Regions from separate parts of the Mus musculus genome. Here all the other regions are linked to region 6. The links are chromatin loops, found by intact Hi-C in ENCODE. Cell type or tissue: left cerebral cortex. All regions are shown on one strand. Region 1 overlaps Gm34689 (a long non-coding RNA gene). Region 2 overlaps Nkx2-2os (NK2 homeobox 2, opposite strand). Region 3 holds the start of Gm34978 (a long non-coding RNA gene). Region 4 overlaps Gm34889 (a long non-coding RNA gene). Region 5 overlaps Pax1 (paired box 1). Region 6 holds the start of Nkx2-2 (NK2 homeobox 2).

Region 1 (5,000 bases), 460 kb before region 6:
AATATTACAAATCCACTGTGCAGCTAAGCTCTGAAGTTAGTTCCCTGTTTGACTACCCTGGTGCATAGATAAGACCAGGGTAAAGCTTAACTCTGAAGAAGTGAAGTTCATGGGTGGAAGGACACTCAAGCGTATTATACATCCATGGGGGAATTGTTGAGAGAGAGAGATAGAGAGAGAGATTTGGCTGGCTACAGCCTCAGTCTATTCACACCTGTTTGTAGGATGAGGGTCAAAAAGGCAGATGAAGGAATTTAATTCCACGAGGATCTAAATCAAAATATTAGAAAGTATTCTTCATTCCATGCCATGTGGAAAAAAAAAAACCCTGAGAAATAGGATAAGATCTCTCTCTCTCTCTCTTTCAGTTTTAATAATACCAACAAAAAGTCCATAAGTATCGCACTAGCAAGAGTAAATTAATTGGCTTAGGAATGAAAATTTCAAACAGTCCGGTGGATGAAAATGATTCCCTATTATAGAGAAAACAAAGGGTATGGGACTCTGATGAGGGCCTTGTATATCTTTAAAATATTTTGTATGAATTTTCCTTCCTTTCATTTACTTCTGTCTCCTTCCCCGAGTATGGAACCAGTGCTGTTTGTTGTTAAGTATTCCCTGGGAAGAGGCGCTAACCTTGCACTGCTTTTAAGTATAATGTACATTTTTCATTTTAAATGGGGGCTCATAATGACATTGTGTAGAAGAGATTCCAGGCCTCCCTGGTTATCACCATGTCTCCTTGAGCTGCGCTTCTGGAAAAAAAAAATGCGAAGAAGGTAGCTCTCTGGAATGAATAAATTCTGTAGCCTGCCTGTAATTATTTATTAAAATAGATTAAAGAAATAGACTAAAAAGGAACCCGCCACCCGTGTTAGAGAGAACATAATAAGAGTACATAGAAAGGGAAAATTAACACCAGGGAGGAAAGAATGTAAGATATGCGTGTTCAATAATACAGCCATCTCTGCATTGTTGGCTCACGGGCAGACACACTCCTGGGTTTTTCATTTGGCAGGGTGGGCTGTGCTAATGAAAACGTGGGTTACTAATACGGATGTGTATGTCTCTAATTAACATTAGAATTGAGTGGTAAACATAACCAGGAGAGAATTCAACAGAGAAATGGGCTAAAAGAAACCGGAGTATCAGGGGGGAGGGGAAGGAGGCGGGTTCGAAAGAAGAACTCCACAGCCTTTCTTCAGATGGGTTTAATTTTGTCACTTGAGTCAAAATTGGAAACCCGTTTTCTAGTACAATTGCTTCTGTGTTTAGTGAGTGTTGCAGACTCTTTATTACAGGGGAATTTTATAAACTTGGCACCTCATCATCAAGCCATCTTGGGGGTCAACTTCCCACTTGTACTTTTAGCTCTAAAGCAAGTACTTTATAAAAGTGTCTTCTGATTTGTAAGATTTACCATAGATTCTGAGATGAGCTTCCAAACCTAATCCCTCACCGAAGTACCCATTTGTCTCTTCATGTTTAAACTGCTACGTTCTGTTAACTCTTATCAAATGCAATAGAATTCTTTAACAAGGCATCAAAGATAAATGTAGATTTGTGTTAATTCTGCGTTTTGTTTTGTGATTGCTGTGGTGCCAGTCTGTGATCCTTGGGGGTGAGTACAGCAGGAATAGGAGAGGTTTAGCTTTATGGTCGATGCTGATATTATTCGTGTATTCCTTTTAAAAATACCAAATGTATAACTGGAAGTGCTATTTGTGGGCAGTTACTTTAAAATATTTTAAACCATATTTAAATCATATTTAGCTAAAGAAAACAAAATAAAACCTCACCATCTTTTTTTTTTTCAAACAAGATATACTAGCATCTATTTTCACTGTTTTATATCAACTTCACCATGCTATTTGGATGGAATAATGTGCTATGATGCTTATTATGAAAAGAAACAAAACAGAATACAAATGTACACAGTAAGAGGAAATGCTTCTTCTAGGAAAATAGACATTTTTGTCTTTTATATTTTTGAAAACTATTTAGTCAAAACAATAACATGATTCATTGAAAAAGCTAATGTCTAAAAAAACAAATCAGCACTTAATTTCCTTTTGTATCCATAAGGCTAGTGTAACCTACATGATTTTTGGAGGCAAAGGAAAAAAGCCTCTGTATTCTTTAGTCACAGGAATACTCAAGAATTTCAGCAAAGCTCAAGTATGATCCTTGTGTTTAATCAATTTAAGGACAACTTTCTTTCTTGGTAAGATTTAATGCTTAGCCCAAAAATTGTATCAAAAGAAAATGTACATTTCCAGTGTAATAGGCCTTTCCTTGTTAATTTGTTAGGGGGAATGCATACAAATGTATCTAGAGAAATGCTTTGCATCTGCAACATAATCAGATGCAGGCGTGGCGGGCTTCTGAGCTCTGCACAGCGGACCGAGAGCCAGCGGCTTGCCCGTTTTGAGGCTCAGAAAAGCAGAGACCTCATGAAAATGCACAGCCTGAATTCTCATCACAGCGGGTTGCCTCGCCACAAAGTTATTGCCAGGGGACAGTGTTCATTAGCTTCACCAATTCTGTACTTCTGTTTATCTGTCTATTACCATCTTAGCAGAGTAAATCATTCCTGTTCTTCCCAGATCCAGTCCCTTCTCCTCCCTCCAAAACCCAACATTTGTTACCCATAAATGGGGAAATGCTCCAGGACAAGGGCAATAGCTTAAATTGAATTTTCCTAATGATTTAGTGAATCCTAGCACACATTTTTACTTTGTTGTTTAGACTCAAGAAGGCATAAAATCTCCACCATCTATTTATCATGTAGTTATTTTAATGTAAACATGTGTCCATTTAGATGAAGTGTTTTCATTATTAAGCTAATTCCAGCATGTCTCAGATAGACCATGAGAAGGGGGCAGAGCTCTGGCTGACAGTACCAAACCTGTCTTGGCTCAGCCTGCTGTCAGATACGTCTTCATTAGGTTTTGTCATTCACCGGTGGCAAATGCTGTATAAATGGAATGACGATCAGGCCCGCCTTGATAACTTGTCTTATCTCATTAGTTTTCACATCAAAGTTAATCAGCAATGTGAATTGTAATTGCTAGAGGAGACAATGCGTAGATCGCTGGTCGCCCCCCCCCCATGGCATCTTGAAACATCAGCAGGCTGGTTGGAGCAGATAGGCTCGGAAGGAAAATGATGTGGAAGGCATAATAAGCGAGCTGCTCAGAATTAATGAGCTAACCCAATAAGAAAAGAATGGCCAATCAATGTGAGTTGGGCAAATATAATTTAGAAATAATTGCTTGATTGGTTGCCTATAGTAGACTGATTTGACCACACACAAGGATTAAGAATTAAGATGTCAAGGCAAAAAAATAATTTGGCAACTGAGGGCATGTAATTTTTGTGTCCTTCTTTTTATGATTGAAAGAGATGTGTGTTTGATACGCTATTCGCCAGAATGAAAACATTAGACACCCTCTTGTTCTCTTTCTGTTTCCCGCACAATGAAGGCCCATTCAGAACACAATTGTGATACTCCTGAACGGGACATGAAGAAGGTGTGGAGGGAGGGAGGGAGAAAGGGAGGGAGGGAGGCTTCACTCAAAGGATGGATGGGTTGGCACACAAAGCATTTGCCTCTATTTTGAGCTATAACTTGACCAGGATGCTAAAGTGATAGATGCAATGATCTGCAAAATATATCAATTGTCTGTCTTAGGTAGGCCTAAAGAGTTCTGCTCACAACCTACATGTTCCTAATGCAATATTTTTCTGACAGCTATTCACCAATTAGCAAAGGGCCCTGGCTGTATTCTTCTGTCAAAACTCCGGGAAGGTTCAGCCAGAAGGTAAATTTGCTTTGATCTACATTACACCTAATTGAGTCACAAGCAATGTCTCTATCCCAACATCAAGAAATGTGAAAATGTTAGATTATTTCACTGGGGATTAAACCTAATTTTCGCGTGTTCTGCATTAACCTATTAGGCTGGCTAATCTGCATTGCTAATGTGGCTGAGGCAGCTGTCACAGCTAAAGAAAAACATGATCATGCAATCCTTGAATGAATGATTCCCGGCCTGATTAGTCTTAGTGAAGTTAGCTGAGCCCTGGTGATAAGGAAGGAAAATTCCCAGGTTGCCAATAGCTTTGAAAATTATCAGACTGTAGGCAAAAATACACCTCATGATTCACAGGCTTGGGTCCAAATGCCGAGTTGAGTGACATTATTTAAGACTGACGAAGGCTAACTCGAGTTGTCACTCGCATAAATGTTTGTGTTTATTTTTAAGAGACTGATGTAATGGACGCAGATTTAAATGCTAATAGAAGCCAGCCAGACACATAAAACCCCAGGCGTTGTTACACTGTTGGTCTTTTATTAACATAGATTAAATTGTAATATTTTCTAGATAAATTGGCAGAATCAGAAAGATGCATTGCCCCCCAGGACGCTGGAGAAGAACGACTTCTGCAAGACTTCTGGGCTTCTCATACATGTAGCGATTTGTTACACGCCTACCATCCTTTTTCCTTATCCCTTTTTAAAATGGAAATCAGGGGGGAAATATATTCAGAAGGACAAGCGTTGTTTTCCGCAGCTCTGTGGCCAGAACCATCTTCTCGGCTTGCCTGCTTAATTTCAAGGATTCAGCAGCCCTGTATTTTGTTTGCTGAGAGGCATGGTTTGCTTTCACCTCCCCATTTGATTTCAGCAGCAAAGGAGCCACCATGATGGGTCCCCTTCAGATGTAGAGAATGTTCAGGAGACTTTGGGTGGCTGCAAATAGAGCCGGGAGTCCATTTAATCCGATTAGCAGTTCTGCACAATGGGCCTGCCCAGCCCTTTGTGGACAGAGGCCTTTACTTTATTTGTTTCTATTAGCCCAAGAATCGCTTATCAGAAAAGTGGAATTTTGCCCCCATCAGATTGCTCAGACAATCACCAGAAAACCAACGAGGAAATAGTCTAATGTGTCAATATTTATTTTCTGGCCCTAATTGTCCCCAGAGAGGACTTGTTG
Region 2 (5,000 bases), 120 kb after region 6:
GAAGGTGCAGAGATTTTAAAAAGTAATAGATAATACAAAAGTGGGCTGCCTTTCAAAGGAGAAGCTTGCAGACAGGGGAAGTCGAGGGTCCATATGGCGTTCACTCTTTGTTTTGTAGCTTTGAGGTTGGTCTGAAGATTAGAGGAGACTTTCCTTTAGGGAAAGGGTGGATAGGACATGATAGATAACACTGGTATCCTGGCAGAGGCTGGCACTGGGGTTACCAGGCTAAAAGCAAACCCAATTTTCGGTCTCTCACAGATGCAAAGTAGGTTTTAAAGTGCCTGGGGGTATACCCTCTTGTGGCCAAGTCTTACTGCATTGGTCCAAGTAGAAGTTCTGAGGATGACTCTGGACATATCTCTCTCTCTCTCTCTCTCTCTCTCTGTGTGTGTGTGTGTGTGTGTGTGTGTCTGTGTCTGTGTGTCTGTGTCTGTGTCTCTGTCTGTCTGTCTGTCTGTCTGTCTGTCTGTCTGTCTGTCTGTCTGTCTCTCTCTCTCTCTCTAAGCAAGTCAGTCGGCTAAGGGTCTGTACTAGTCCAGCACATAGCAATAGATTGTAGCATGGAGGACAGGTAATTTTCCTCCATAGGCCATGCCTAGCTAACACATGCCATCCAGGAGCCCTTGGAAGAGGTAGCTGCAGCATTTGGTTGCTCAGGGTAAGCATAGCTACCAGGAGATGGTGTGTGCACTGTGGGGGAATACATCTGCAAAGCACCACAGCGCGCTCTGGCGTGTCTGAGTACAATTCTTGTGTTTTCCTTCAATTATGATGCATTTCAGGATTTTCTTTGTTGATGTCACTGTCCCCCTGCTTGTATTCTGACATGCTTCCTTGCTGAGCAGTCCTGTAATCCAACCCATCTCCCCACATCTGCTTATCACTGTTGCTGCTCACTGCCTGCCTCTGACTAACGCTTCCTCACTACTCAGAGTCTTAAAGTCTTGCACGTTTTGTGCACCATTTGCGAAAATCTTAGATGGTATTTGGGGTTGTTTAATAATATGTGTGTGTGTGTGTGAATAAATATGAATATAATATTATATATTCAGCAATTTGTCTTATTATTTACACCAACAAAATATTGATTTACATGCATAAATGATCATCTTTCTATTTTTTGACAAAACATCTGAAATAATCTACATAGAAAAAAAGAGAAAAGAAATTTCTGTTTTGCAGGGTTTGGGCCCTTAGTGGCATGGGTACCATGATGAGAGTGCATACCGAAGAAGGCTTGGCATCTCATAGCAGCCAGGGAATAATAAAGATGGGAGGGGTCAGAGTTCCAGAACCTCCTTCAAGGACCCCTCTTCCAACGATCTCACCGCCTCCTATGCATTTCACACCCCATAGCACCGCAAGCTGGAGACTTTACTATGTAAGTTTTCACTACAAATGGCCTTCAGGGATATTCAAGATTTAAACTATAGCAATTCACAAAGAAGAGTGTGGAGAGGAATCCATTATGACATTATCTAGAATAACACAAACTAGACACACCATAATATCTATAAAAGGGTAATAAAAATAAACCAATCTTCACCTACACAGTAGAACACTCTGCAGTATTTAAAAGGAATGAGGCAGGTTGTGAATAGGAGCAGGGAAATGTTCCTGGTGCATTGTTAAATGAAGAAAGGAAGTTTGAGACAGTATGTCCAGGATGGAAACATTATCAAAAGACACAACCCCCTTCACTGAAGTACAAATCACTTTTACATGGCTGTGTGTGTGTGTGTGTGTGTGTGTGTGTGCGCACACATGCTGAGTTTCTTCCTCAGCCACTCTTCACCTTGACTTTCTGAGATAATGGCCTTTCACTAAATCTAGAACTCAGAAATTCTTTTTGGCTTGCTTGCTTTTTAAAATACATCTTTTTTCCTTTCTCTTTCTCTCTCTCTCTCTCCCTCATCCTCTCTCTCTCTTTCTTTTTCTCTTTCTTTCCCCCATCCTTCCCTAAGAGCTTTTTATTTCATGCATAAGAGTGTTTTGCTTATATGTATGTATGTATGTATGTATGTACATATGTATGCACCTACTATACACATGCAGTTCCTGAAGAGTCCAGAAGAGGACATACGATTCCCTAAAACTGGAGTTTAAGGTGGTTTTGAGCCGTCATGTACACAAAAGTGCTGGGAGTTGAATCCTATTTCTCTTTAAGAGCAGGCAGCTCTCTTAGCCATGGAGACTTCTCTCCGGTCTGTTTTTTCCCCAGAGGTGTTGGGGACTGAACTCATATCTGCATGCTTTAGCAGCGATGCTCTACCAACCGAGTCTTCTGCCCAACCCTTGGTTTATGTAATTTCTAAGGGTGTATAGTTCAGAAAAAGCTTTTTTAAGGATAAGCCCCAAATGACAGCAGCTCCACTAGGTAGGGAAGAGCCAACAAAATGTTTTATTCAAAGAGGCCCTCAAATCTTTCCTGCAGTGCTTGCAGTTTTTACTTTGTTTTTGACATCCAATAGGGAAACATCACACACATCTTACTTGTACAGAAATGGGAAATTTCTTCTCTGAAGTGCTTAGAAGCAGGGCTCTGGATTCCTTTTTGGTCTTGGAATTTGATTATAGATAATGAGAAATTCTGGGGATAGGACCTAAGTCTAAACATTAACTTCATTCTTCTTTCCTTTTTACCTTACACACACAGGCTGGAGGTTATTGGTGCAACATACATCTCATTTTCGTGGTGACTTGTCACATGAGGTCAGAGGGGGAGGCTTTCCACGCATGGTGACAAGTGGGTGCTCAGATGTGGGGCCATTTCCCACCGTGGATTTTCAGACTACAGCCGTGCCTGTGAGAACAAAGTCAAAGGAAGCTGAGGAGCAGAGAAGATGGGACCTGTTCAGGTGAAGGCTCTCCAGCAGCCAGTGTGTGAAATAGCTGCTCTACTTAACCGTTGCGCGAGGCTGTGCCAGGCTTTGTGGTACTTTGCCCTCACTACCTGTTAGTAGCTGAGAGGAGATCATGCTTCGGAAACCAAGCCACTTGGTTGCAGATGTTCAGTTCAAACTATGCATTACATAACAGTCATTATTTAACTTCAGTGCTTTAGCGCCCTCCAGTGGAATATGGATGTCATCACATGGAATGCTTCAAGGATGAAATGATGTCTTGAGGCATCTCCTGGCACAGAATGATCACCACCTTGTGAGTCTTATCCACTGACAGTAACATCCTAAAGTCTCTGGTCCTCTCCCCTCTAGAAGATTCCCCAGCCTCCAAGGTGGCAACCTCCATCAAGATGCTGATAGTGCTTGTAGTTTCCGGCAGCAACTTGCCAGACCCAGTGGTCCAGATCTTCCTTAGTAAGTGAGGGCAAGATTAGAGAGAGGAACACTTCCTTATATAAACGGAGAAGTTTGGGTTCAGAAAGGAGAGTCATGTAATTTGTTACACCATGAAGTTGACAGCAGAGCTAGCTCCAGTTCTCTTGTCTCCTCTGATGTCTCTTCTCAGAGACATGCATTCTGACAAAAAAAATGGAAGGCGGGGGTTGCTTGTGGAACAGCGGAATTGGAAATGTTGTCAGAAGACTAACTTGCTCCAGTGAGAGAATGGGCAGAGTTCAGTTATGTGCTTCCTATGACGTTTTAGTCAGTGGCCGATTGTGTGTGAATGACAGCATCACCAGGGAGACCAAGTAGGGAGTAGCCACACCATTTAGATATATGTAAATGTACTCTACTGGTTATAATCACTTTTAAAGTGTGTGTACACGTGCGTGTGCATGGGGGGGGGGAAGGTAGAGGCTCATGTACGCCTGAGAAAGTCAGATGATGGCCTCAGGTCTCAGGAGTGCTGTCTATCTCCCTTTCGAAACAATTTCTTATTAGCCTCACACTCAACCAATTATGTTATACAGCTAAACAGCAAGTCTAGGAACTCTCCCCTTGTCCCAGCCTCCCCAGTGTTGAGATTACCTATATACGCCACAGTACACAGCTCTTTTTCCTTGGGGTCTGGGAGATTGAACCCAGGTCCTCAGGAGATTGAACCCAGTGAGCATTTTACCAACTGAGTCCATTTCCGTAACTCTGTGGTCCATCTTGATTGTCACCCTGAGGGTAAGGAGAGCTACTTAGGAGACACACCTTTGGGTATATCTGTTACAGTGTTTCCAGAAAGTTTGCTCTGAGATGGGAGGGCCTGCCCCAGATGTTTATGGCCCTGTTTCACCGCTGGGGCCCAAGGATGAATAAGGAGAAAGTGCGGTGAGCACCGTCCTTTGTATGTTCGTTTCTCTCAGCTGCCTGAGTGCAAACTCAACTTGGCCAGACTTTTGTTGCCTTCCTTCCTGGCTGCGATGGATTGTCCCGTCAGGCTATAAGTCAAAATAAAATCTTTCTTCTTTATGTTTCGTTTGCTGAGCATTTTATCAGCACAGTGAGATAGACCAACGAATACCTCAAACAGCCCATGATGTTTGCACAGTGACACAAGGTCTACCAACACATTTCTCAGGACTGATCTTTCAGCCACACACGACTCTGGAAACACTCCCTGTACTCAGGAGGCCACAGTAGTGACACAGATAACCTTTGTCGCCTTTGCCTTGGAGTGGGTGCCACAGGGCAGAGACTACTGGAAGCCCAAAGAGCAACAGAAAGGAGGCACCTCTGCAGGAGGCTAGAGATGGAGACACTCTTTGGAGGCAGGCAGCTGCCCTCCCTCACATAGAAACAGCCCTCTCTCTTCTTCAATATTGACCTGCAGAGAAAGAAAAAAAGAACCCATCTTAATACTTTTTCAGTAGATCATGAAGCAGTTTATTTAATATTATTTGGATAACAAGCCTCCACATGAATGGGATTCGAATGTCAATTGTCTTAGGGGGAAAAAGATTTATTGGTTGGTAAATATTGAGAAAGGAACGCTGATAAAGACCGGCTTCAGCTGCGGCCTCGGCCGGGGACGGGAGAACAGGCCTGTGTTGTATTTTGGGGCCCTGGGAAGGCAAAAACTGGTGAATGTCTGCCTTTGTTGGT
Region 3 (5,000 bases), 350 kb before region 6:
CACCAAATGATCATTACAATGGCCCCGAATATTTTGAAGTGCTCATGAGCATGAAGAGGAAGGGTTACTTCTTATTTGAACTCCACACAAGAAGGTGGCTACCTTCACAAACACAATGGACCAATTTCTGGTTATGCTCAAACCTCCTTCCAAAGATATGCCTGACGTAGTAGACTGCATTGGCAATACGTTTCCTCACCAAAGAGCCGAGCATTCATAAAGGCAACCTTTCCAAACTTACTAACGTGAATAGTGTGCAGAAAGCTTGTCTGAACAGAGTAAGAGAAGAATCTCAACTTTTCATGATTTGTGTCTTTTCTCACGGAGTCAAAAATGTAATGTCATCTGCCTTCTTATTTACTAACCTCCTTTCTGCCCTTGCTGCTTTAAAGAAAAAAAAAAGTCAAACATTTAGGGAAGATAAATATAGAGTGTAAAAGAACCTAAAGGGGTAGAGTTTAAGCATGAAAACAAGTAACATCAGAGCTGGAGATTAAGCAATTGAATATGTCGGTGTTTAAAATTAGAATGTCTCCCCAAAGAATTGATAATGCTCCATTTAAGAAGATAAATGTTTTCAAGTCATTTGGAGTGACTAAAGAAGTCTGAATAAAGTAGTAGTAGTAGTAGTAGTAGTAGTAGTAGTAGTAGTAGTAGTAGTAGTAGTAGTAGTAGTAATAATATACAGATATCCTCCCAATCAATAACAGAGACGATTTGTATGCATATAAAAGCCTTCAAGGCCCCACTGTATCTACAGTTCTGTGAAAGAAACTTAATGAAATGCAAGAAGAAAATGTTAAAAATAGAAATGGATGTGCCTAGTAGAAATACTATTGTCCTATTCGAATGACATGATGACTTGTTTTCTGGAAACGGAATCCTTCAATTGAGCCCAGGCAAGCATTGTATTCATTGTAATGTTGTGTGTTTAGACCTAGAGCCTGAAGGGTTTGCCTGCCTTTCAAGCTCAGTGCTACCAGGGGCTCATTACTATCATATTACTGGCTCCACACTCCTCGGAACTTCTGGGTAGTTTTCAGTGCCTTCAAGTGCTTAGATTGTGAGCAATGTGGGAAATAGAAAGTCAAATACTGACTGTATGAGGTGTGTACATCAAACGCCTGGAAATGTATAGACAGAGATAAAGACTCTTGTGGAACCCCTGTTACATTGAAGTCACTGCAGAACAATTCCAGGATAAACGCATATATGTTGTAAACAGCTGCAATGCACAGGTTGCAAGAATTAGAGCAGTCTGAGTCTCATTCAAGATCAAATGGTTCCTTTCTAGACTTTCTGTCAGGAAGAGGCTTTGCTGAGGGCGGCAGGAAGATAAAAGAGCACAATGACAGTCATGACATCTTCGGTGTGTTACAGACAGTAACAGTGAGGGGTTTGTGTCTAAATTGGGACTGCGTTTGAGATAGGACAGCATCATCTTATAATGGCTGGTTCTCTATTTGGGCCAACTTAAAGCTTTTGGGGGGCCCTCTCCATCTGCCTTGTTCTCACCTGAGCTTTGTGAGAAGCTGTTTTCAGGACACTGGTGGGTGAGTCATGGTGGAAAGGAGGAGGTATGTTCCAAGAGGAGCATAGAAACAAATGAGTCAAAGCCCACAGGGGCCAACATAGCTTACCTACTCTCTGGGCCTGTGACTTTTTGTGTGCATTATTTGTTTTAAAATAACACATGTGTAGAGAGAAAAATGAAAGATACAGAAGCAACATAGTGAAAACTTCATCTCCATCGGCTCCTCTCCCACACCTTGGTTTTCTTCTAGTTCATCATTCCACAAGACTCTTCTCTGAGGTCTAGCTGCACATCTCTGCACTCTCCTCAGCACCCCAAGGCTTTCCTATACACAGTGTGCTCTACATTCTGCCCAGCCCCAGCCTGTTTATTCATCACAGGCGAAATCTCTAACAGATGACCTGCTCTAACCCTGTACACCCAGGCTGTGGCTTTTTTTTTTAAGGGTTAGGATTATTACTCAATGATAATGACTTATTTTACACATTGTCTTCTGCTGATGTCAGGGCGGGAGCCCGAGACCCTCAGAGGACTCAGGGAGACCCTGCCAAAACGTTTCCAAACTGAATAGTCATTGGGCAGCCAGATAATTCAGAAACTATTTGTATGAGCTGTTTATCAAATTATTAACCGCACAGATGTTGTTTGGTTGAAGAGCAGCTGAATCCCCTCTCTGGCAGCCGCGGAGACAAAGGTCTCCAGGAATAATTGGAGATGTGCACGGAATATTAAATTAATTTACTGCTCTTAATTCTTATGCAAATTCTGACCTCTGATGGCGCCTATCAATTACCCCGCGCGCAGTGAAAGCGAAGGCGACAGTTTCTTTTCTTTGCTTTGCCTTTTTTTTTCTTTTAAGAACTCGAAAAAGGAAATATTTGCAATAAGCAGACCGTAGGAGCTCTGCGTAACTGGAATTGTTTAATTGAATCTCCTAGTTTTAGGGATGTCCGTGGAGGATAAAACCCCAGGGTGCAGAAGAGGGGTGCGGGGGCCGGGGGGGGGGCGGGAGAAGGGCAAAGGAATTTGGAGGTTTGGTTGCACTACAGAAAAATACAGCATCGAGTAGGGAACGATGCCGTTAAATAAAATGGGAATTTGCAGGGTGACTGGGGCCTTAGTCCTCATTTGGGCGGACTTTGGTGGTGGCTAGCAAGCCGGTTAGCAGAACAGCGCACTTCTGCAAATTGACAAGCAGTGTCCAGTGCCTAGGCGCCTTTGCAAGGCGTCTGCTGGACCGCTGTTTGCAGCAGCGATGGCTCCCTTTGCTGGTTCTTTAACTGTTTTTCTCATCTTTAGCGTCCTCAATCAAAAAACAATTTTTAAAAAAAATCTTTGTTTGAAAATCCAAACCTCTACTTGGTATTTCCACATTCAGCTCCACTGAAATCCCGGGTGGGCCGAAAGAAGATGTAATTGTCTCCTGTTTGGACACCCAACTCATTTCCCTGAATTGAGCAAATGCCAGGGCTTTGTCTGCGCTTGTGGCTTAAATGCTGTGTGCTTTCTGCGCCCGGGTGGTGAGCTGTAAAGACTGGGGTCTCCAAGTCTTTCATCATCGTTCTAATAAGGAAAACCAAATCGGGCGCATAATGTCATCAGCCCTGGCCCGACCTTGCGGGGACCTCCGCAGCCCGAAGATGTCTCCAGCGGCCCCCGGCGCAGCCACAACGCGTCGCCTTTCAGCTCCTGGCGGTCCCCACAAAAGCCAGACAACAATATCAATTAATCATGCAGCGGGCAAACAAGGAGATTTATCCCGCGACAAACAGCCCCACCGAGAGCCGTTGAATGGGCGTGATTAGCATGTGAAAAGACGAGCAAAACTCCGTGGTTCAACAGCTAAAGAGCAATTTGATGGGACTGGGATGGGGAAATTACTTGATTAGCGTCCGTCGGAGGAGAGCACGGTTACAGCCCCTCAGCTTGGAATCCAACTGCGGAACAAAACGCGCTGGTAAACGCGGCGACCTGAAGGGACAACGCGCTAGCGAGGGTGGCGCGGGGACCGGCACTGACACGCGAGCGACCGTGGGGGGCGGTAATAGTGGGCAAAGTGGCTGACCTACTTAGCCACTCCCCAAAGCGACAGGAGCTGTAACAGCTGTCCCACCTAGGCTTCTAGGCCTAGCCCGGGCGGGCATGACTTCCCCAGCTGATGTTGGAGGTCCGCCCTAATTTACACTCTCCCGACTCCGGCCGGGGAGAAGAGTGTCAAGGCTTGTGAGAAGGGAAAGGTCCTCCCACATCCTCCGGGGAGTCCCCTCGGTGGCTCCTGGAGCGTAGTCTACTACTCAGCAGCCTCTGCAGCGGCCCCAAGTCCGTTGCTAGGGCGCACGGCTCTTCAACCAGAAACTCTGAGGTTCGGTTTGCACAGGCAGTGAACTTTGGATCGCCTTAAGACCGCTTTTCCTGAACCGCGGAATTTAACCGCTTGGTTCCAACCTCTTAGAAAAGCTGCCCTTGTGGCCTTAGCACTTGGCAGAAAGAGGGGTGCGGGGGGGGGTCTGCAGTCCACCCGGAAGAGGTGGGGAGTTGAAAGGGGGCACTCCAATTGAGGATGACCCGCCTGGAGGCTCTCGAGGTGAGCTAAGTGCGGCGCCAGGGACTGCACGATCGCCTTAGTGTTAAGGACCGCCTGGAGCTGGCGCCAGAGGGATGCAGAGGTCAGTCCCAGACTTGCCCTGGATCCGGATACGCAAGGCCAGATCTGGAGGTTTGGGAAGTCGAGTCCTACGTTTTTCTCCTCAGTTCCAGAGGACAGCATCCAAGGCTCACAGCCCAGATTTGTATTGGGGGTGGGGGGTGGTGGTACACTGGGGCTCTTGGATAGACTTTTATTGATGAGGAAGAAAAGCTGTCCTATGGAGCTCGGAGGCTAAGGGTTCTCAGAACGAGGCCAAATGCCCAGTGAAATCCTCTGCTTCCCCAACAACCCATAGTAGCTGGACAGCCCATGTCTTCCCAGACTCCACCGACTCTGCCCCAAGCGCCAGCCCAATACAGAGGAATTTGAGGCTCTTGGAACCTTACCAAAAGGCCCAGACCCATAGCTCCCTTCTCCCTTGCTCCTCCCAGACCCACCAAAAGGGGAAAGCTCCCCAGTAGGTCACTAACCTCCTAGTATAACTGGCCCACCAAAAGATTCCTTCTTGCTCCTGCCAGCAATGGGGGTGCGCCAGGGAAAGGCACCAGGATCCCGCCTTCAGTTTATCTTGGAGAGGAAGAATCTAATCCACCTTCCCCGAAGTACATAAACACAAATCTAACAAAGCAAAGCTCCAAAGGACATGTTTGCCAAAACTGTCTTAAACACACTTTGCCCCTTGGCATGAAGGAACCAAGAAGCAAAGACTATTTTTTTTTTTGAGTGCGGGGGTGGGGATGGATGGCCCCATCCGCAGAACAATTGTCACTCAGTTGAACAGCGTCAATTAAACCAGAGCAAAACGGTCAACTTCAGAGG
Region 4 (5,000 bases), 97 kb before region 6:
ATAAGAGCACATAAAGAGGAGAGGTACAATGACCGTCCTCTGCCATTGTAGGGCTCTCTAATTTATGCATCGTTAGATCCTTTAAAGCGTCATTTTGTAGGCAACCTAACGGACACTTCCAAATTAGCTCAAAGTATACAAATCCAAAGAAGAGGTACAGCACGCAGAGAGAGAGATGCTGACTTGTAAGTATGGTGCTCCTACTCTCAGGGTAGAAACTGAACAAGATGAAGTGTATTTGCTAAAAAAGTTTCATATTTAATTTGCACCTTCATTACCGCTATATTTTCTTTGTCCTCATCCCCAGAATCTGACTTAGGGTTTATTCTTCTGTCACTATCCTGATATGAGAGAATGAGGGAAAGAGAAAAAGAGGGAAGGGAGGGGGAGGGAGGGAAAGATGGAGGGAGGGAGGGAGAGAGAGAGAGAGAGAGAAAGAGAGAGAGAGAGAATTCAAGTATGTCTACTTGTTTGTAATGGATCTTTTTGGTGGTGTTGGGAAAATAACCTGTTTAAAAAGTATCAACGTTGATGTGGATGCAGAAAGCAGGTTAAAACGACAGCTCTCTTGAAAAAATTCAAACCCATAAGCTGATTTTTTAAAAAAAAAAATTCGTTTCTTGGTATACAAATGTTCCTGCATAACAAAGAACTTATACTTTATGAACTTACAGTAAGTGCAAGACAAAAGACAAAGAAGTGTGCAGGTACCAGTAAAATTGGAAAACATGGGGATGAGCAGGGAAACAAAGACACATTTTAAAAGTTTTCCTCAAAACTGGAGTAGAAGAAAGAAAAGTGTTTCTTATGCAAGATTTTATTGTATCTAAAAACAAAGGCGTGACCACCAAAGTTTAACCTGGACTCACATGCCGTGGAGATCTGAACTGCTCCACATTCTCTTTTTCTTGGTTTCAGCCCTGTGGTGTGAATGCCCTTGATGGTTTTGTCTTATTATTTTAGTCAACATCTGTGTTCATTTCAGTGTCCTTTTGCAAAGAATCTGCCTGTTGTAGGGAGAAAAAAAGACCATATGGTCACTCATGGAAAGAAAATGACAACCAGAATAGTGGTTAATATTTTAAAACACATACTGTGGGACAAAATGCCAGGTCCTAGCAGTTGTTTATAGACATCAGTTACTGTCTTAACAAGATTAGTGTTGCTACATTCTGACACAATGCTACTTTTACAGGTCTTTCCTGGACTTGGGACACTTGAGCTAGGTCACTTATGCTGGAACTGCCTACTTATATTTCTTGAACTAATGATACACAAAGAAACCTTTAGGGGGGGAGGGCACTCAAATGCTGGGATCCTTTTACAATGTGGGTTTTAAACTTTTTTTTTTTACCTTAAATTGTATTCCTTACTACTTACTAGCTTAAAAACAACAAAATGTAATCTTAAACTTTAAACAAAGATAAGGTAAGTAAATATAGTTGCCATAATATCTGTGAATATGAAAGCCTCTTGCAAACCATTATTTTTTTCAAGCTTAGACACATTTCAAACATGAAGCAGTTATCATAAACTTCATGCTGATGAGCTAGCCAAGCCAGAAAACTTGGTTAGAGGTCTTTTTCAGATTAATTTTTTATTTTCAAGTTATATATTTATCTTGTGACATTTTATTTGTAAAACTCCAGTGTGGCAATTTTATAAGTGCTTATACTATATTTTGTTCAGTTTATCAATGCACGCAGATCTGGAGGTTTCCCACTATAAAATGAAAACATAAAACAAAACAGAATTTCTAATGAAATTCACTTTCTGACTGTTTAGGAACATCATAGGCCAAGTAGAATTCTTTTCCTGGACATGAAATGTTCTGGAAGAAAAAAAAAATTCTTAAAATCCCCCACATTTTCTTTTATCAGTTATTTGTGTCTTACCCTAGAAATTTCATACCTTTAAAATATAGTTGCTATTTGGATGTGTGCACGTGAGCTTGATAATAGACTCTGGAGGATGTAAACATTAGTATATCAAACTAATGACAAAATAGTTTGATACTCTGTTGAAGATTTCCATCAAACTCATTTCATCCAATTATTCTCTGCCCAAACTGTGAATGGAAATTTATAGTTAGTGATAGTTAAATTCTATTGACTATATGTCACGAAAATGTATTTCTCAGGAATGCTTTCTTGTTATTTCCTCCCCTTTTCTTAGCACTTAGCAGAAAGAAAGGAAAGAAAGAAACTCTTAAAGAGAATACAGTAGTGAAAAGAGATGGTTCTCCTTCTCTTAATCTAGTCTCCTTTCCCATTTCCTCTCCTCACAACACTTGACATTGTATTCTGCTAGGATTGGCTCCACGTCTTGAAGCACAATACTACTTTACATACAGGGGACAGCATTTGTTTGGTTTTTGGTGCCTTGACTCTTTTTCATAGTTTAGATTTTTGTAGTTTCACACAACACTGAAAACATACCATAAGACAGCCTATAGCAGAAAAAAAATTGCTAGACAAAAAGATTCAATAGGTTTATTCTTTGAAAAAAAACCCAAAAATTGACATTTATTGAAAATCTCTGATATGTTAGCTAACTTACAAAAATCCTAACAAGAATCTAAATTAAACTAAAATTCTAAAATCAGAAGCAAGAGTCTTCCCTGCAATTGGGATTTACAGTTGTCAGGCAGCTCAGCCAGAGCGCCTAGGGAGAGAGGAGAAACCTTGTGACAGACCCCTTTTGAAGTAGAGTTCCAGCAAGAACCAAGAGGGAGACTTTGTCTTTCTATGGTGGCACATAGATTGTCAATAGCTCCTGGATTTCTGCATCAGGGTGACTGTTCTTGAAAATATTACTCTTTGCTGAATAACCAAGAATATAAGTGCTGTTTAGAAATGAGACACTTGCTGCACTTAGAATTAGTTTGGAATACTTGTAACTTATTTGATTAGTGAAATTCTCATGTTGGAGAAGTAGCTGAAATATAACAATTGCGATATTTTTTTTAACTTGGAAAGGAATAACGAATCATGTCAATAGAACTTGTTTTGTGCAGCAAAATTTGAAGGTATAAACAAAATGCTAAGGAGACAAAATGAAGTTTGTTCTTAAGTTTTTGATAATTTTATCAATTTCTGGAATTTAGTTTCCAATTTTGTTTTTAGTTTTCCTAGACACTTTTAGTTTTAATTGATTATTTAAATTATTTTACATTTCTTTCTCGGTTACCCAGTGCCACTTCCATATTTTCTCTATAAAATGCAAAAGCTTTGTGATTTAACTACCTACAAAAAGACTCTTGAATGAATCTGAAAAATATTCAGATATTTTTAGATGAAAAATTGTCTTCTGCTTTCTTACCAATGGTAAGTCTAACCAGTGACTTTGTTTTAAGATAGTACAATTATTAGTAGTACATCTTTCCAACAGCATGAGAACAAATGGAAAATATCAGCAGGATTATCATTGGCTAAATAATAATAGTGACTTTTTGATATGATTACCCCAGAACAAAAACAAAACAAAACAAAACAAAACAAACCCTCCACAAACAAATAATATAAGGCAACCCACTCCAAACAATGTACTTCTAACATTATAGGAAAGCTGTAATCTTAGTTTTTAACTTGCAGCAGAAAATAATAGGGTATATGTGTATATGTATACAAAACAAGATGTATAAGTACATCTACTACATTACAATCTCTTACCTTGGTAATATAAACTTAAACTAGGTATTTACACTTTTCTGTAGTTTTAAAAATAATGTGTTAAAGTTATATATGCTATAGGAAAACTAACAAGATTGAAATATAATTTTTGCTTCTAATTAACAAGTTTATATGTATACCTTGCTACCATAGAAAGTTTAAAACTTTGTTATTTCTATTTATTTTTCACATATTTTACAATGTCATTAAATTCCTGTTATAAAAAAGAATACTTTGAATTTTAAGAAAAATAATTTCTATTGTTTTATGCAGGGAGAAAAATCTAATTTTTCTGTCCCTATACATTCTTAATAGGAACTACTACACATATCCTCTTGTTTTGTTTTATTTTGTTTTGTTTTGTTTTGTTTTGTTTTTCAAGGCAGGGTTTCTCTGCCCTGGCTGTCCTGGAACTCACTCTGTAAACCAAGCTGGCCTGGAACTCAGAAATCCGCCTGCCTCTGCCTCCCACATGCAGGATTAAAGGCGTGTGCCACCACTGCCCAGCCACATATCCTTTAAAAAATTATACATCCATAACTTTGTACACAATCAATTTCTCCAGTCTAAGTTAGTTCAATGATTTCAATGCAAATTATATAAATGGTGTATCACCTTAGCTTTACAAATTAGCTTGCAACAATCAAAGGAGTTCTTTTCACACCTGAGCTGGGGAGTTGGGTTATTGTTGTCATCACTTACTTGGAGGGCAACTCCAATGTTTGACATTGGTTGATTACTAGGCTATTGCATTGTCATTAAAGCTGTACTATGTACATTTTAGAAGAAAAACCTAGAGCAATATTACAATCAGAGAATAATTTCTTCACTTTTTTCTTTTTTGTCTATATTGCTAATGTTGAAGTGTTATTTAGTAGTTGTTTATGTATATCAGTCTGAATACTTGATTGATAATTGTGATTACAAGGAAGTGTCTCCCTCATAAAACAGTTTGAGTAAAATTCAAACAATTTAATTATTAGCTCAATAACATGCATTAAAAAGCCTGATACAAAACAGTTAATTACTCCATTCATTGTGAGGACCATCAGGAAAATCTGATTGATAAAGTTGCCTCAAAAAATAAAATCAAGTTGGATGTGGTAACGCCTTGGTAATCATAAATTTCTTGAGGCATACGAATTGTGGGTTCAAGGCTAGCCTGTGTGTTATGGTCAATTTGAAGCCAACTTGGGCTATAGGTGGAGATCCTGTCAATAAATAAGCAAATAGATAGCAGTGGAGGGTTTAATGCTGGTTCAGTTCTGAAGTACTGAGGATCAACCCTAAGGCTAAATGCTTCGAACAACACCCTCAGTAAAAAAAAAA
Region 5 (5,000 bases), 190 kb after region 6:
GGACCCAGATGTAGCTGTCTCTTGTGAGACTATGCCGGGGCCTAGCAAACACAGAAGTGGATGCCCACAGTCAGCTAATGGATGGATCACAGGGCTCCCAATGGAGGAGCTAGAGAAAGTACCCAAGGAGCTAAAGGGATCTGCAACCCTATAGGTGGATCAACATTATGAACTAACCAGTACCCCGGAGCTCTTGACTCTAGCTGCATATGTATCAAAAGATGGCCTAGTCGGCCATCACTGGAAAGAGAGGCCCATTGGACACACAAACTTTATATGCCCCAGAACAGGGGAATGCCAGGGCCAAAAAGGGGGAGTGGGCGGGTAGGGGAGTGGGGGTGGGTGGGTATGGGGGACTTTTGGTATAGCATTGGAAATGTAAATGAGCTAAATACCTAATAAAAAATGGAAAGAAAAAAAAAAGGAAAAAAAAAAAAAAAAAAAAGAAAGGGCACCTAGAGAGTGAGCGGTTCACTTTAAACTGCCCCTTTTAACCTATTGAGAGAGAAGGAAGAGGGTCAGGCTGGTAATCAAGACTTTAGGTGTCATTGAAGTTCTTATATCTTTGGTCAAATTGTTGCCCGTTCTGGCTTCATGTTCTCCATGCCAAGAATGGTCTAAAACGCCCACATTTGTGTAGACTGCAAAAATGTGTTAATTGCAAAACACCCCAGGCCCACATTTGGGTAGCCTAGAAACAGTAGCTTTCTATAGTGGAGAGAGTCCTGCACTTCAATCCTACAAGAGCCTGGGTTGGACCCTATCAGTGACACTCCTGACTTCCACAGCTGGACTCCCCACTGAGTCTTGCCCTTCCTTTTCTTCTCGGTTCCTTTTAAACCTTGGCCCTGCTCTTTCTTAGACTCTTGTTCCTCAGCGCATTCGGCGGGGAAATCGAAAGCATTAAGGTTCTTTCCATCCCAGGGCGCTGTGGCTTGGAGCCTCGTCCCCCTTCCCCTTCAAAATCTGCTTTCTAAAAAGTCAACCAGAGATTTAACACATGGGGCCAGCATGGATTAAATCATACTGTCTGTGAAATTCTTGTTTTTCACTGTACTGAGAAATAATTCACCTGATCTTAAATCTGTCCGTTCTGAACCTGCTCGTATTTAGGTTTTGATCACCAGAACATCTAAACTTCACTACTAGAAGGGAGTTTCGGCTCCAGCAGAGAAGGGGACCATGCACACAAACTAAAGGACAGAATGAGCCAGAAGGGTGTTCTGGGATTAGGAAATAGTTCTGATCTTACCTGTCTCACACCCACCAATGCTGGAAGGGGTCGTGGTGGGGTTGTGCCCATGGCTAGACAGATGATAGTAGTTCCCAGACAAAAAGATCTATTTCCAAGAAGTTTTGGTGAGGCCAGGTAACTGAATCACGGATTTGGAAGGGGAGACTAGGTACGATCCACAGGAATAAACTGAAGGAAGAAAACAGCTTTTGAAATTTCAAAGTATTTTAAAATTATTTATCTTTATTTTATGTGCAAGGTGTTTTATCTGCATGTCTATGTGAGGGTATCAGATGTTGCCAACAGCTGTGAGCTGCTATTTGGTTGCTGGGAATTGAAACCTGTCTTCTGGAAGAGCAGTCAGTGCTCTTGACTGCTGAGTCATCTCTCCAACCCTTAACTACGTTGTAGAACAGTTCTATCCTAGCCTATTAAGACTGCACTCATTTGTCTAGACCGAGTCAGAGACTTTATTTTAATTTAGTTTAAATAATAGGATAACATTACTTGCTCACCTGGAGAAAAAAAAGTCCATGAAAAGAATTCTGAAACCTGAAAATAGCTTTCATTAGCCCCCTACATTTAAGGACAGTTGAAGGGTCTCAGGGTGAATTCCCCCTCACTCAGTTTCTCACACGGAAGTGGGACTGTTGGTGTGGATATTTAAATGAGCTTTGCCACACCCTGCTTAACTGAGCAGGCTTACTCAAGTTAAAAGTATTTAGTCAAGAATTTAAGTGATTTCTCCTGGGTTGGTCCCAAGGAGAAGGAAGACATAGTAAACTGAAGAGTTCATTGATTCCAAAAGGAAGTAGTTTTCAGAAGGGCCACTTGGTCATGAGGGTGCTTCTGCCTCACATAAAAACCTGTGATGTATCAAGGATAAGATCCAAAGGTGATCACACACTCACTAACTCCAAAGACCTGTAGTCAGCTTGGGAGGGATCTGTATTTGGGGGTTATTCCTGATTGATTTTTTTTATCAGACACCCCCTTTTCAGAAATACAGAACACCTCACTGGCAGAACCCCTGTGACCATCATATCCATCTCCTACAATAAAATACAGAACCTACAACCAAGTTAACTACATTGGTTATTAAATTAGTAAGTTAGTATCCTGATCCATACAGTGCCTTAAAAAAATGTGTTAAAGGAATTATTCACATCCATTCCAGTGAACAATTTCTCAGGCTGGCTTGCAAGCATTTGTGCTCAGTGGTTGTAAACAGAATTGTTCATTAAGCACCTGTTTTTGAAATGTAAAAGTTACATACTCCCTTGCAGTATGAATTTACATTCTTCTCATGGGCAGAAAGAATTGCCCCTTAACTGGACTTTGAAGAGTTAAAGCAAAGTAATCTAATCCAGTGCCATTTGCTTTTAACAATTTTTTAAACAATTAATGTGTTCAAAGAAAATTGTTTCATGAGAGTTTACTGTCATTACTTTTTGTTTACTGTATAATAGTAAAATTAATACTAGTTAACTTTTTGATACAAAATTGTCTTTTCAGAGACAATAGGAATTTGTATTCATATGAATATAAATATACCCAGTAAAAATCAAATTATTTTGATGACCCAATGTGTATCCAGGATACAATATTCACTAGTGTGTTCCTCCAGTTAGCTGCAAATGGGTATCTTACTCATTATTCAACCTGGAACCTCATCGAATATCAGCTTGTGCTTCACAATTTACTGCCTTTGTCTTGGCGGAAGGTAGCAACTCTGTTTTCCCTCCTGTGGAGGCAAGAAAGTAGGAATGACTGCTGATGCTTCCCTTCTCCTGAAAGGGAACTTTAATTCTTTGGAACTGAGAGAAGAATAAGGAAGTCTTCTCTTCACAAGGAGGGGATGGGCTTTTAAGAACCTCCACAGCCACCCAAAGGTCTCTGTGCCAGTACTTTCCTCCCCAAGGTGAGGGACCACATTGACTTCAAAGGCATTCCCGTGTTTCAGAAACCAGCAAACTTTAACGTTCAAAAACTGATCCCAGGAGAGATTTAAAAATAAGGGGTGGGGGGAATAAAAAAAATCACATTTATGAGTGTCACTTTCAGGCTTCCAGGAAGAAGACTTGCTATTTATTTGTTAAAGAGAATTTGCAATTTTGTTCTGATTATTGCTAATCCAGAGTTGGTGCTTGGACAATACCAAAAGAGAACTCTGTCATGGACGATTAGATAGCCTTTGCAAATTATGAAACTCCTTCCTATTCCCTCTCCTTTGGTGGAGTCCCAGCCTCTCCTGGTTCTCTGTCATATGCTATGTTCTTGCAATTCCCATATTTTTTAAGTTGTCTTCCCTAGTCACAGTTCCCAGAGACTAGAGTATGCTAAGTGACTCCAAAAACGGGAGAATCTTCCCAAAGTGGGGGTGGAATTCATCTCCTGGCTCCTGGGTGTTTATTTTTCTCCACTTGTCATTTCTGCCTGAGAAGCCTTCGCCTCACATGTTTTAAAAACAGGTCCTCACTTTTGAAGTGTGTGATCAGGATGGAAAAAGATGTCTGGATATTTGGCTGTACAGTCATAACTGTGCTTAGTAAAGTGAACTGAGAGGTGGGGGTATCGCCTGGAGGACTTTGGTCGGGACTGTCTGTATATCTATCTCTTTAAATATTGCACTAACCTGGTGTGTGTGTGTGTGTGTGTGTGTGTGTGTGTGTGTGTGTGTGTGTGTGTACTGTTACTTCAAAGTTGCCTGGAGCTGGCAAATCAGAGTTCCCCCTCAACGAATTGGAATTGATGCGTTAGAGAGTGGCTTTTTGTGAGAGGAGGGAAAGAAAATCGAAAACCCCCCGTCAGAGATAATTTGTTTTTGCCTCCTGGTGCGAGGAAAAGCTGCACAGCCAGCCGGATCCGGGTTCTGGGGAAAGGAAAAATAGGATTGCACAATCGTGGCGTCACTTTCTGGCTTCCAGTAGCAAAACTTGGGCCCCTTCCCAAAACCCCAAATAATAGAGCAATGCGCAGAATACCGTCTGATCTGGCAAGCCCACTGCCACTTAATCCAGAGGCCCACAGGCCCCAGGATGCGCTGTGGCCGCAGTGTTCCGCTGCTTACCTAAAGCTCCACCTTGGCTCAAGTCTGAGGCCCCCAAGAATGTTTGGTGGCCCGTTTTCCGCACCCGGCCTACCTCCAGACACCCTAAGCTGCCCCTCAATCCTGCTTATCTCGCATGGGTCTGGAGTGGATTGGTGGGTCGGGGACGGGAGGACATGCTCTGCAGGGTCAGCGCCAGGTTAGTCATGAAGTCTCCTTAGGAGCTGAAGACGTGCACACCACCCCTTGCTTCTGTGGTCATCATCAGGAATGAATGACTGGAGAAGCGGCCTGTTGAGGAGATCCACTAGCCCGCCTTGTGGAGTGGCTCCCTGAACGGGACACGGAAGGGTGAGCGTCCCCAAGTCCGTGACCTGCTGGCATCCTGCTCTACAGCCTAGGCTCTGGGCGGTGACCCGATGCTCCTGTGCTTCTTCCGCAGGGACCGACCGGAAGCCCCCCAGCCCGGGAGGCAAGGCCACGGATGCACTCGGTAGCTTACACGGACTGCCCATCCCAGCCTCGACCTCCTAGGGGCTGTCCTCTCACAGAGCCACAGCCCGGTTCAGAGGAGCCGGCCGGGAGTGCAGCTCAGCTCATTCGACCTCTGCACCTCTGCGCTAGCAGCATCCTGGAGTTGGGGCCCCGGCATTGCTTTGGTCTCAACAGTTCCGCCGGTGCTTCCTTCAGGAAACCCTGGAATTTTTTAGGTCTTTC
Region 6 (5,000 bases):
GTCAGAACGTGTACATGGCCATAAATATTTAGCATTTTCTTATAAAAAAAGAAATCCTCTATATTTTAAAGTGTTCTCCACTTGCTTTTAGAAGGCTGACAATATCGCTACTCACACAAACATAGTTTACAAAATTCACGAAAGCAGTGCGGGGGTGGGGTGGGGTGGGGGCCGGTTGGTCCTTTCTCTTTTCAAGTGACAACGTTAACGTTGGGATGGTTTGGTCCCCTCAGGGAGAGAGAGGCAAAGAAGCAAAGCTGCACAAACATTCTGTAAACACGGCTTAGAGTTCTATCCTCTCCAAAAGTTCAAAGGGGAGAGCGATGGGGCAGAGTCAATGGAATCTGCCACTCGGGGAGGCACAGGCAACCTCCCTGTGCCTCCTCAACTGAGTCGAAAGTCAGACTCGACTCTATAATAATAATTATAATAATAATAATAACAACCGTGGTAAGGATCGAGTCCTCCTCGCCACCGGCGCCGCTGGGGTGGGGCCAGGGCCTAAGGCCTCCAGTCTTGGAGGGGCGGCGCTCACCAAGTCCACTGCTGGGCCTGGACCAGGGGGTGTGCTGTCGGGTACTGGGGGGTGCTGGCCGAGCTGTACTGGGCGTTGTACTGCATGTGCTGCAGCGACTGCGCGCTGTAGGCGGAAAAGGGGATGCCTGCCTGGAAGGTGGCGGCTGCCAGGTCCTGGGCTTTGAGCGCGTGGCACGGTTTGCCGTCCCTGACCAAGACCGGCACTGCCACACGGCGCGGCGAGGGCAGAGGCGTCACCTCCATACCTTTCTCCGCCCGGGCACGTTTCATCTTGTAGCGATGGTTCTGGAACCAGATCTTGACCTGTGTCGGCGTGAGACGGATGAGGCTGGCCAGGTGCTCGCGCTCGGGCGCCGACAGGTACCGCTGCTGCCGGAAGCGCCGCTCCAGCTCGTAGGTCTGCGCTTTGGAGAAGAGCACTCGGCGCTTCCGCTTCTTGCCTGCGTCCCCCCCGCCGCCCTGGGTCTCCTTGTCATTGTCCGGTGACTCGTCAGCCGAGGGCTCTGGGGATTTGGAGCTCGAGTCTTGGGGGGGAGCGCTGGCCGCCAGCCCGTGCACTGGGTGGGGGGGGGGGGGGGAAGAGAAGCGCATCAGGCGGCTGGAGGCCAAGTGCCACCTGGGTCACCCGGAGTCCCAGGGCTCTTCCGTGGGCCCTTGGCCCACTGGACCAGCCCAGACCCGCTGCCTTTGCAGCAATCCCCGCCCGAGTAAGCCGTCGGGGTCTGCTAGGGTTCAGAGGAGAGTCTGCGCAGCGGGGGCTCTGAGGCATAAGTTTCTAGGGGTTCCCACTATTCAGGAGAATTTAGTGCGAAGCGCAGAGTGTGGACGGTCATTGAGGGTTAAGGGCTCTGGACCCCTTAAACAGTTTCCTCTTTGGAGAGACGTGGGCAGATTTTTAAAAGGAAAACCTCACAATCCCAGCATTGATGGGCTTGGCGGGGTAAACCAGGTTTGGGGGGCTTTCGCTTTTGCTTTCGGACTTTCTGGATGGACACCCACACCCGCCGCTGCACGCACCACATAGTTTTTCTCTTTCTTTCTTTCTTTCTTTCTTTCTTTCTTTCTTTCTTTCTTTCTTTCTTTCTTTCTTTCTTTCTTTCTTTCTTTCTTTCTTCCTTCCTTCCTTCCTTTCTTTCTTCCTTCCTTTCTTTCTTTCTTTCTTTCTTTCTTTCCTTCTTTCTTTCTTTCTTTCTTTCTTTCTTTCTTTCTTTCTTTCTTTCTTTCTTTCTTCTTTCTTTCTTTCTTTCTTTCTTTTTTCTTTCTCTCTCTCTCTCTCTCTCTCTCTCTCTCTCTCTCTCTCTCTCTCTCTCTCTCTCTTTCTTTCTTTTTTTTTTACAATCATGCAGGGGCAGGGATGAGCTATTATACCCCAAGCCTCCTCCACCCTCTACTGCTAGCCGGACCCTGACCAGGGATCCCTGCTCCAGAGAGCAAAGCCAAGTCCTCTGGGCCATCTGAGTCCAGGGTACTCCGGCCAGAGCCATAAGTCCGGTTGACATCTCTAGCCAGCTTTTAGAAAGCGTCTCTCTTGTCTTTTGCTTTAATTTCTCCCGTAGAAAATATATGGCATCAGAGACTGGGAAGGGATGTCTACCGAGGAGGGAAAAGGGCATACTAAGCAAATGTTTCAAAATCTAGGGATCCGGGATGGGACTTGGACATTAAATGGCTTCTTCCCCAAAACTCCCAGCGTCCACCCGGGTTACTGCCTCAGCAATGGAGGCAGCCACAGCCGTTGCGGCCAAGTTTCGCTACTTACGGGAGTATTGGAGGCCCTCGGTGCTGGCCAGCCAGCGAGTGTAGGGGTTGTCGCTGCTGTCGTAGAAAGGGCTCTTAAGGGGCAGGCTCTGCACAGCGTCCAGGGCGCCCTGCCCCAGCGGCCCGGCCCTCTTGGCGGGCTCCGGCCCTTCGCTCTCCTCCTCTGGCCCTTCGGCCACCGAGCCGTCTTCATCGTTGGTGTCCGGAAGGTCCAAGATGTCCTTGACTGAAAACCCCGTCTTTGTGTTGGTCAGCGACATGGTTCCGGACCCCGCAATTTATGCCACAAAGTTGTAGCCTCACTTGGTCAATTCGTGGCTCTCCCCAGCCCCAGCGGGCGGGGGAGGGGGGTTTAAGGAAAGGAATGGGGGGAGGGATGGGGGATGGGTTTTAATTATTGGGATAATTATTATTTAAAATGAGAGGACACTGTGGGGGGAAAAGGGAAAGGGGAAAAAAAATAAAGCCCACCCGGTGCCTCTCTCTTCTCGGAAAGCACGCAGAAATGTAGGCTGTGACTGGGGGCCTGCGCGCCCAGCGCCGCGCGGCCTCAGTTTGTAACTCCAGGAGAGGTGCCAAGGTGCCGTCAGCTCCGGCTCCGGCGGCCGCTCCGCGCGCGGTGGCGGCTGGTGGCGAGGAAAAAATGGGCCATTGCCTGAGCGATCAGTCCATATAAGGCTGGGCTCCACTCACGAACCTGGGGAGGGGGGAGGGGGAGAAAAAGGGAGGGAGGAAAAGAGGGAGGGGGTCGAGGGAGCGAGAGAGGGGTGAAAAAAAGGGGGGAAGAGACATTAAAACCGCAAAGGTTGGCCACGTGTGGGCGGGTCTTGGGAGTCAAGTGGATGAAGACAGTATTTGCAGATGTGAAATTGTGGGTTTTGGGGAGCTCTGCGCTCCCAGCCAACAGCCCTCTAGAGCAAGATGAGAGGTGTAACGTGTCAATTAATTGCAAAGATGGGGAGAGCTTTTTTTCTCCCTCAGTATTTACATACAAAGGACCACCGCGTCGCTCTCGAGTCCACACACTTGAAAAGAGCCGTTTTAACAAATTGCATCTTAAGGGGGGGGGGTTTGGGGTGAGAAAGAAAACAAAACAGAAAGGAGGGGGCAAAGAATCCTTTTTAACATTCACAGGTTTCTACCTCTCCACGCCCCGTGCACAAGCCCCCTCCTTCAGCCCCCCAACTAGCCAGAAAATTAGCGATTTGTGGTGCCTTTGGAAAAGGGGGAGGGGGTGAAGGCTGAGCCGCTGAAATCTCTCCTTCCCATCGCTGGTGGTTCCCTAAACAAGATCCAGTTCAAATGGCAAGAGCCCAACTTCTGTAAGCCTCCTAGGTCAATATTTTGGTTGAAGCTTAAGGATGAGTACTAGAAATGACAAGTCAAGTAATTGATTCTAGTTAACCGCGAAAGAGCTGGAAACCCAGGAGAGGAATAGGCTTGGACATGCCAGAGCTACCACTGAGGACCACCCCCCTCCGGCCGCCTTTTATTTGCTAAAGACTCATTTACCTCCCCCCCCCCCCCAGCCCCCAGTTTCCTAGCGGAGGAAGAGGACTGGCCCTCCACTTTCTGCTCTGCGGGCGGTCTAGAGAAGGGAGGGGCGGGAGCCTGCGGCTCTAGCAGTGGCAGGGTTCGGACCTGCGCCCTAGCGCCTGTGGCCTCAGCTTATTTCCAGCTGGCGAAGGGAAGAGCCTGGGTACCCTGCTACCTTTTTACTATCCTAGCCTCCCAGGCCCTCTACCCTCCCAACCTCCAGCTAAAGGTGGAGCGGCGGGAAGAAAGAGAGGTGGTATTGTGTGTGTGTGTGTGTGTGTGTGTGTGTGTGTGTGCGTGCGCGCGCGCGCCTCCGATCCGGGTGAAGACCCAGAAATCCACGGAGACGAGGTCGAAGGTCTAGTGGATGTTGCTGCGTTGTCTTTATGTTTGCTTCTTACGTTTTAGTTTCTCCAGTTTTTTTCTCCTCGGGGAGTGCGCTGGAAGGGCGTGCTCCAGGCTTCCAGTTGGCTTTAGGTTAGTGTGAACTTTCCAACAACCTCTTTCAAACCTGGGAACTGAACTTCTCTAAACCGGAAGGAAAACGCTGTATCTTATATACCCTTCATTCTATTTCAATTTAGGAGGTACGAGGCTGCAAGTTTGCTACATACCACTTGTTCGCCCCACTTAACATCAGGAGTGGGCTTAGCCTGGGGTGGGGGGAGGCGGGGGTAGAGAAGAACAGACTTGGTTCTATTCATTTTTCCCTCTAACTGTCCTTGTTTGGGTTGCCTTAGTCCAGGCGAAGCAGAACGCTCAGGCATCGAGTCCTCCAAGCTCACAGCTGCTTGGGCCGCGGCGGCGCCCCCACCACCCCCGGGTTTCTAGAGCCTTGTGACAGCGCCTCACTCCGAGCTGCTCAGCGGCTTTCTGCAACTCTCTCTGCCTCGCCCCCAGTATGTGACGTGGGTGACAATGGCCCAGGTTGGAGCGAGCCCCACGTCGGCGCGTCCTGGGTGGTCGGACCCGGGCAAACACAAATACAAACCGATTGCTAAGCTGCGGACAATGAGGGAAATGTAGACAAATGTCCCGCTCCTGTTGGAAGCCTTTGTCCAGGCCCGGTTTTTGCATTTATTTCAGTGGCGAAATAATACATGATTGACGCTCTCTTTCAATGTGTCCTAACTGTTTGGAATAAATCTAAGGTTGTCCCTAGTTGTCAT

What was found. Peaks named below come from ENCODE experiments on the same cell type or tissue, not always from the same donor. Only the 100,000 strongest peaks of a DNase experiment are listed, where the experiment ranks them.
Region 1: a loop joins it to region 6, with 2.3 times the contacts of the local background. A loop is called at or near these places in 3 of 42 quality-filtered maps.
Region 2: it touches region 6 in a loop (7-fold over the local background); 10 of 42 quality-filtered maps call a loop at or near these places.
Region 3: a loop joins it to region 6, with 7 times the contacts of the local background. A loop is called at or near these places in 16 of 42 quality-filtered maps.
Region 4: it touches region 6 in a loop (5-fold over the local background); 19 of 42 quality-filtered maps call a loop at or near these places.
Region 5: it touches region 6 in a loop (11-fold over the local background); 9 of 42 quality-filtered maps call a loop at or near these places.

Annotation. Positions count from the first base shown.
Region 1 is chr2:146,720,343-146,725,342 of GRCm38, forward strand. The region is part of intron 1 of Gm34689 (a long non-coding RNA gene); the gene reads left to right. Among named protein-coding and RNA genes, the nearest start is that of Gm34689, 13 kb to the left of the region's middle. In left cerebral cortex, no CTCF peak of the experiment used is centred here; a DNase peak (open chromatin) is centred at 2,402.
Region 2 is chr2:147,302,435-147,307,434 of GRCm38, forward strand. It overlaps Nkx2-2os (NK2 homeobox 2, opposite strand), which reads left to right. Exons shown (of 6, transcript NR_030769.3): 4 at 1,186-1,384; 5 at 2,660-5,000. It overlaps Gm14110 (a long non-coding RNA gene), which reads right to left. Exons shown (of 3, transcript XR_003953941.1): 3 at 2,539-4,722. Among named protein-coding and RNA genes, the nearest start is that of Gm14110, 19 kb to the right of the region's middle. In left cerebral cortex, a CTCF peak has its summit at 3,082 (motif pointing left); DNase peaks (open chromatin) are centred at 3,046 and 4,997.
Region 3 is chr2:146,831,229-146,836,228 of GRCm38, forward strand. It overlaps Gm14114 (a long non-coding RNA gene), which reads right to left. Exons shown (of 4, transcript XR_375064.4): 3 at 4,652-5,000. Gm34978 (a long non-coding RNA gene) reads left to right here and starts at 2,612. Exons shown (of 3, transcript XR_003953940.1): 1 at 2,612-4,118. In left cerebral cortex, no CTCF peak of the experiment used is centred here; DNase peaks (open chromatin) are centred at 3,070, 3,644 and 3,825; H3K4me3 peaks cover 1,240 bases; H3K27ac peaks cover 260 bases.
Region 4 is chr2:147,085,966-147,090,965 of GRCm38, forward strand. The region is part of intron 1 of Gm34889 (a long non-coding RNA gene); the gene reads left to right. Among named protein-coding and RNA genes, the nearest start is that of Gm34889, 2.9 kb to the left of the region's middle. In left cerebral cortex, no CTCF peak of the experiment used is centred here; DNase peaks (open chromatin) are centred at 171 and 2,770.
Region 5 is chr2:147,368,989-147,373,988 of GRCm38, forward strand. It overlaps Pax1 (paired box 1), which reads left to right. Exons shown (of 5, transcript NM_008780.2): 5 at 4,726-5,000. The coding sequence ends at 4,817. Among named protein-coding and RNA genes, the nearest start is that of Pax1, 6.5 kb to the left of the region's middle. In left cerebral cortex, no CTCF peak of the experiment used is centred here; no DNase peak of the experiment used is centred here.
Region 6 is chr2:147,183,464-147,188,463 of GRCm38, forward strand. Nkx2-2 (NK2 homeobox 2) reads right to left here and starts at 2,939. Exons shown (of 2, transcript NM_010919.2): 1 at 2,297-2,939; 2 at 1-1,094. The coding sequence starts at 2,555. The coding sequence ends at 532. It overlaps Nkx2-2os (NK2 homeobox 2, opposite strand), which reads left to right and starts at 620. Exons shown (of 6, transcript NR_030769.3): 1 at 620-897. It overlaps 6430503K07Rik (RIKEN cDNA 6430503K07 gene), which reads left to right and starts at 3,961. Exons shown (of 3, transcript NR_108091.1): 1 at 3,961-3,994; 2 at 4,240-4,308; 3 at 4,572-5,000. RefSeq lists an enhancer at 4,652-4,890. In left cerebral cortex, no CTCF peak of the experiment used is centred here; DNase peaks (open chromatin) are centred at 2,268 and 4,789; H3K4me3 peaks cover 2,209 bases; H3K27ac peaks cover 1,528 bases.